Linked DNA regions of Mus musculus: region 2 is linked to region 1. The links are chromatin loops, found by intact Hi-C in ENCODE. Cell type or tissue: gastrocnemius. All regions are shown on one strand. Links, peaks and the distances in the headings refer to the core of each region. The heading gives the core; the rest is flanking DNA. Region 1 overlaps Nfix (nuclear factor I/X). Region 2 overlaps Nfix (nuclear factor I/X).

Region 1 (2,901 bases), core at 286-2,785:
TCAGCGTGGCTGGACCTGTCCTGGAGCATCGAACCTCCCGGAGGGAGGGGGAATAGTGGTGTTACGTGGGAAGGGGTCGGGGAGGAAACTACCAACTTGCTGAGCGCGCTCCTGATTAATGCTGGTGAGGGTCAAGTTGGCGTCTGGCTCAAAGAAGGGCGCTCGGAGTGGGGAGGGAGGGAAAAGGGACGTTTGTTCGTTGGCATTGACCTCTGCGGGGGAGGGGGCCGGGGACCCCCGCCGCGCCCCAGTGCCCGGAGGGGGAGGGGGCGAGGAAGGGGGGAGCGCCTGGGGAGACCCGCGGCCAGAGCAGCCCAGCCGCGGGGCGCACGCCGCTGTCCCGTTCCGTTAAACTCAACAAAGAAGGGATATGCGTGTTCCTAACAAGTGCAGAGTATTTAATTGATTCATAAACGTATGTATAATAGTTTGTGGGTTTTTAAAAACGTACTTTATAATGTAATAAGCACCAGGGTTTTTATGTTTAATTATCTTAAAAATAATTTTCTCTCGTCCTTTTCCTTTTGATCTTGTGTTGGTTTTTTTTTTTTAATGTCGAGGTGTTTTTAAACGTTTTCTTCAGCCCTCCCACCGAAACCGAACGACGAAACAAATTTAAACCCCAGATTATCCTCGTCAACGCAGGAAAAAAGGCAAAACAAAAAAAAAAAAACAAAAAAAAAACCAACCAACCAAACCAACAAACAAAAACCCAGAAAACTATCAAAAAGGAAAACAAACAAAAAAAAAAACAAAAAAAAGGAAAACACTCAGCTTTCATCCCCGCTAAGGGCAGGGCAGGCCCAGTTCTTTTAGCGTCCCCAGAGCCGCGAGGACATTACAACAAAAATAGAATTTTTTTTCTTAATCTCTTAACATACAAAGATAGGAAAACTCTCTGATGCATTGCACTTGGTTCAATAAAAAAAAAAAGGTTAATTTCCCCTATATTTTTTTGTGGGTTGTTTCCTCTCCTAAACACGTCCCCACATCTGTCGCCCTCATCGTCCCTGCCTGCCTGCCCCTCACACCACCACTTGGGAAAGGAGCACCACCCCCACCCCAGTCCTCCCGAGGGTACCTCTCTCGGGCACCTTGGGCCCCGGCCCAGCTGGCCTGCAGCTTCTGACCTCGCCCGGGGCGTGTGCCCCGCAATCCCACAGCGCCCACAGCCCGACTGTCCTCGACCGACCGAAGAGGCGCACGCGGCCGGGCAGGGACCCTCTTTCGCTAGCTCTTAGCTCTGACCCTGTTTAGCCAACCGAACTGAAAAATCATTGCACTTTGACCGCGCGTCACGCCCGGCCCGCCCGGCCCCCCACCCTGGGGCTCCCTCCCCTCGCACAGGGAGGCCTCCCCCCGCTGGACGTCCACCCCGGCCTGGCCCTCGACGCCGCAGGGGAGGGCTTCGCTCAACTTCCACACAGAACGCAGGGACAGCCGCCTCGCAGCCCCGAGCTCCCTGCTAGCGGCCATTCTCCTGTTCAGGGCCGCAGCCTCACCAACTAGATTCTCAATAAATAAAGCCCACAACCCACCCCCACGTGGTGCAATGTTGGACCGACTTTCGGAAGATCCTGACCTGTGCTTTGTGTTTTCATACCGGAGAGAGGCGCATGGCCTTGAGAACGGGCCTGGGAGGGGAGATGCAGGGAAGGAGGACTAAGGCACAGAAAGACAAGCCAGAGGGGCCCAGTCACCCTGCAGGGGGTCTGGCGTGCTCGCGTTCCCCTCCCTCCCAGGGGGCTTCTCAAGACCCTCTGGACAAGCCTCCGCCATCCCTTACTGGAGGAGGGGGCTGGGAGGAGAACTGCTTCCTGTGGTGTGTTACGAAATTGTTCCCAAGTTGCTCAAACAGAGGAGTTCCCAACTGCAAACAGCGAAAGACCCAAACAATGACTGCCCCACCCCTAAATAAAGAGGAAAGACATTACAGCTAAAATCTAGGGAGAAGTGGCCACGGGGCGTGGTGGGAAGGGAAGGGGACCAGAAAGCTCCAGAACACTCTTTTAAAAGGATGACACCCCCCACCCTCCACAGGAACTCAAAGTCTCGAGAGCAGGACGCCTACCTAGCGCAGGTGGAGGCTGCCTTGTCCTCCTCGCTCAGCTCCGGGGGCCCTTTCTGCTCCACTCTCAGCCGGCCCCTGGAGGGCTGTGTGCAGCAAGGGCAGGGGCAGGGCAGAGGGGCGGAGCAAGGGCACCTGCATGCAGGGCTGGGGTGCGGGGCGACCTGGGGCCGACTCCCTTCACTAGGGGCGTGGCAGAGGGCAGCAGCCCTTGCGTCCTGCGGGCGTGGAAGAAGGTGCCTATGCTGGGCTGGGCGTCCAGTCCAGAGCATTCTGACTTTCCTGTGTGCTGTACAGAGGGTGTCCAGCCCGAGAACTGCCCGGGCGGTTCAAAATGGGGTGGCAGAACACCCTCTATTCTGGACTCAGGCTGAATTCAGTTAGCTCTAAGAAGCATCCCTTACCTACCCGGGAACGCCCTAGCCTGGTCCAGAGCAGCTGGGGCCAGAAGCCTGAGCAGAGGCTCCCAGGAAGGGCAAGAGAGGTTGGGGAGTGGGGGGTGGGGTGAGGGAAAGAGACGAAGTCCGGAGGGGAGCTCGAATGTCTACTATTGTTACGAGCTGTTCCTCTGGGCTCCTTGGGAAGCTTAAGTCCAGCGGAGGGTGGGGTCCCCAGGAACTGCCAGGGTGGCCGGCCAGTGAGCTGGCTGCTCCTTCCTGGGAAGGCCAGGCTGAGTAGGAGGAAGGCAGTCTTGTTGCATCCTTTCTTTCTGTTTGTCCTCTGCTTAGCAGAGTCCGCTTAGCATGCTTCTTTCTGCTTGGCTGCTGGTGTACAGCTCCGCTGAGACCCCTTTCCGAGGACTCCCAGAACTGGGCGGCTTTGGAACGCGGGGG
Region 2 (2,901 bases), core at 112-2,611, 58 kb after region 1:
TTCTAGTAGTCGTCTGGTTAATTATGGTAATTACGTTTATTTTTTTATTTCAAACTATAACCCTCCCCCAAGCAAACTCCCAGGAAAAGGGTGTGGCAGGGCAAGCATTGTGGATCCCAAATCCTGTTTGCCTGGCCCTGCACCTGGATCTCCTGCATACTCCACCACCCAAGGCCAGTGAGTGATATCCTGAGCCCCAAGGAGGTGTGACAAGAACTGTCCCTGGTGGCTGCAAAAGGGAGAGTCCAAATAACCTGAGCCCTAGCTCCTGTCTATGTAGATCAGGGAGCAGGGAGCATCTCCAGAAAAGGTGGCCATGATTGAGAACAGTATCAGGGGTCTGCCCTGTGTCTTCGCCCATATGCTTAGCAGCTGGGGGACCCCTTGAGCTGAGCTACAAGCGGGGCTCCGGCCCCTTCTAGACAGCAGCAGGTACTACAGGGCTGGAAATGACTGCCATGGGGACTCATGAGAACTCCGCCAAGGCTTGGTGAAGTTCAAGGAGCTTGAAGGATCGCAGGCCAAGGGGACCTGGAACCTCTTTTTGCAGAAATTCACAGTGACCTAAGTCCCTTGCCATCTCTTCCAGTCTCCTCCTCTACAGAGTGATATAAAATGACACCTGCCTGCCTGTCTACATCAGTCCACCTCTGAAAGGAGGAAGTCAGCCCTCTGCAGGCTGAAAGGCTCAGTCAGCTGGCGGGATGAGCTAACTCCTGCTGGTCTTTCAAGTGCCCGCAAGGTGTGCAGCAGGGCAGTCACCCCTCCCTAGGCCTGGTCTCTCCAGAGCAGCACACACACACACCCAGCCAGGCCGGTAGATTTAAGACAGGTTGCTGGGAGGGACTGGGGAGGAACCACGTGGACTGCTAACTCTACTCCACATCTCCAGAGGGGACAATTCCTTTCCTCCATCATTAGAGGACAGTTTCTGGTAGACTGGGTAGACAAGTACCCTTAAGTTACTGGGGTTCCCCAAATACCAACAAATGGAGACCTACCCCTAGGGTAGCAGTAGCTGCATCACCACTAAGACATGGAAAACGGGGAAGGGCTGAATGGTGGGCTGCCTGGCCATGGCAGCTGGTGGGGGTGGGCAACAGCCTGGGAAAGAGGTAATGCAAAGGGCAACCTGCAAACATATGTGTTTTTCACATCACCAGAGGGGACAGAAAACCAGGTATTAAGTATCTATAGAGATAAAGTCAGAGACCCAGGCACGCTTAGAGAGAAAAGGGGACAGCCTGATGCAGCCAAACCACCCTACCCCAGCCCCTCTGCCTTCTGGGACCCTGTTCTAATGCCAACAACCCTTCGGCTCAAATATGCTTAAAATGGCGACGGCGGCCTGTAGGGCCGGGCGTTTGTCGTGCAGTTTTCCATGGTGCCCTCAGTGCCAAGAAAAACCTACCATCAGAAATGCCATCAGCTATATTTATCTATCTCTCAGCCCCCCAGCCTCCTCCTCCCGTCTGCCAAGCAGGCCCTACGCAGCCCCCCCCCTCACCCAGTGGGCACACGTCCCTGTTGCTGATGACTGTGACCACCTGCCCAAGCCTGAGTCTCCACCACTCCCCCCCAGGGCCTGACAGTATGCACCACCATTCTTCCTGGTTGTGCTGGGGTCCATGCACAACGGTTTCAGGCATGCCCTTGGCAAGGGCTGGCCTAAATGTCCCTTGTCGTCGGCATCTGTGAACCAGGGTGATCCTCCATTTAGTTCCAGCCTCAACTCTGCTAATAGGGGCCTCCGCGGGGGCCATTCTGCCCTCAGCCCTATACAAGTGGCATGCCTGCTCTCTAGATTCCATTCTCACCCAGAAAGATGAGCAGTCACTAAGGAGACCTGCATCCCTCCCTCCATTCCTGCCTGGGGCAGGAAAGGCTCTGTCTGTTTTCAAAGACACCAAACACCCTTTAGCGAGAAGTTCGTATTATAGAGGTTTCATGCTCTCAGTCCAGAGAACCAGGAAGAAAATGATGGAATTGGGTGCCACTCCAGTCCTCAGGGGACACAAGGAACAGGGACAAGTCATTTACCGTCAGGCACTTGGGACCTTTCATGACTCCAGACACAGGCTTCAACGTGAGCTGGATTCCCCATCTGTGGGCCTAGTTGCTGAGAAGAGCCTCTCAGCGGTCCACTGTGGGATGAGTGCCCTGAGCCCTACACCTGCTCCGGGGGCCACGGGCACCCTCTGCCCAGCCACTGGTCCCTCCCTAACTGAGACAGAAGTCCCAGGGAGCCAGCTCCCAGAATGAAACAACCCAAATAAAAATTTTGAAACCCAGGAGCTCTTTCTCTGGGGGCCCCCTCCCCCTCCGCAGGCAAATGAAAACAAACAAGAAATCAAAGAGGCCTTTTGTGCAAGCCCTGCGCTGACACGCTGACACGGCTGGAGCCTTTGAAAAGGCTTCTGAATCAATCGGACAGTGAAGGATAAAATAACCTAAGCGTGGCAGCTCCTTCGAGAGGAAGGCAGAAAGGGCTGGGAGGCAGCTACCTTCTCCAGGCAAAAAAGTGGGGACACTCACTGCCACCGGACACTGGCGTGGAGAGAGAACCTGGCATGGGTCTCACTGCCTGTCTGTGCCCCATCTCTGCAAAAAGGAGCCTGACTTCCCTTCATGGCCTCCATGAACTGAGCTGCCCCCAAGGAAGCCCTGAAGGCCTTGCCTCTCACCAGCAAGGATTACCTCAGGTTCATGCCTACCGGGTATACTAGATGGAACTTTCTAGAAGCTATCACCTGGCTCCTGCCTGCTAAGCTCAGAAAGGATTTCCTACTTCCCAGAGCTCTGCGACCATAGGCTAAGTGTGCTCCTCATAAAGGACATTCTTCCACTCTCTTTGGCACAGCCAAAAAGTAAAACAATTCCTCGGGAAGTCCTTCTGGTGGC

What was found. A loop is a pair of places that touch in the nucleus more often than their neighbours do. Peaks named below come from ENCODE experiments on the same cell type or tissue, not always from the same donor. Only the 100,000 strongest peaks of a DNase experiment are listed, where the experiment ranks them.
Region 2: a loop joins it to region 1, with 3 times the contacts of the local background. A loop is called at or near these places in 3 of 42 quality-filtered maps.

The regions. Positions count from the first base shown.
Region 1 is chr8:84,705,589-84,708,489 of GRCm38, forward strand. It overlaps Nfix (nuclear factor I/X), which reads right to left. Exons shown (of 11, transcript NM_001371053.1): 11 at 1-2,901. Among named protein-coding and RNA genes, the nearest start is that of Lyl1, 5.6 kb to the left of the region's middle. In gastrocnemius, for the core only: no CTCF peak of the experiment used is centred there; DNase peaks (open chromatin) are centred at 1,152, 1,363, 1,660 and 2,203; H3K4me3 peaks cover 2,500 bases; H3K27ac peaks cover 2,500 bases.
Region 2 is chr8:84,763,559-84,766,459 of GRCm38, forward strand. All of the region lies in intron 2 of Nfix (nuclear factor I/X), which reads right to left. Among named protein-coding and RNA genes, the nearest start is that of Nfix, 35 kb to the right of the region's middle. In gastrocnemius, for the core only: no CTCF peak of the experiment used is centred there; DNase peaks (open chromatin) are centred at 722, 1,508 and 2,207; H3K4me3 peaks cover 1,466 bases; H3K27ac peaks cover 2,500 bases.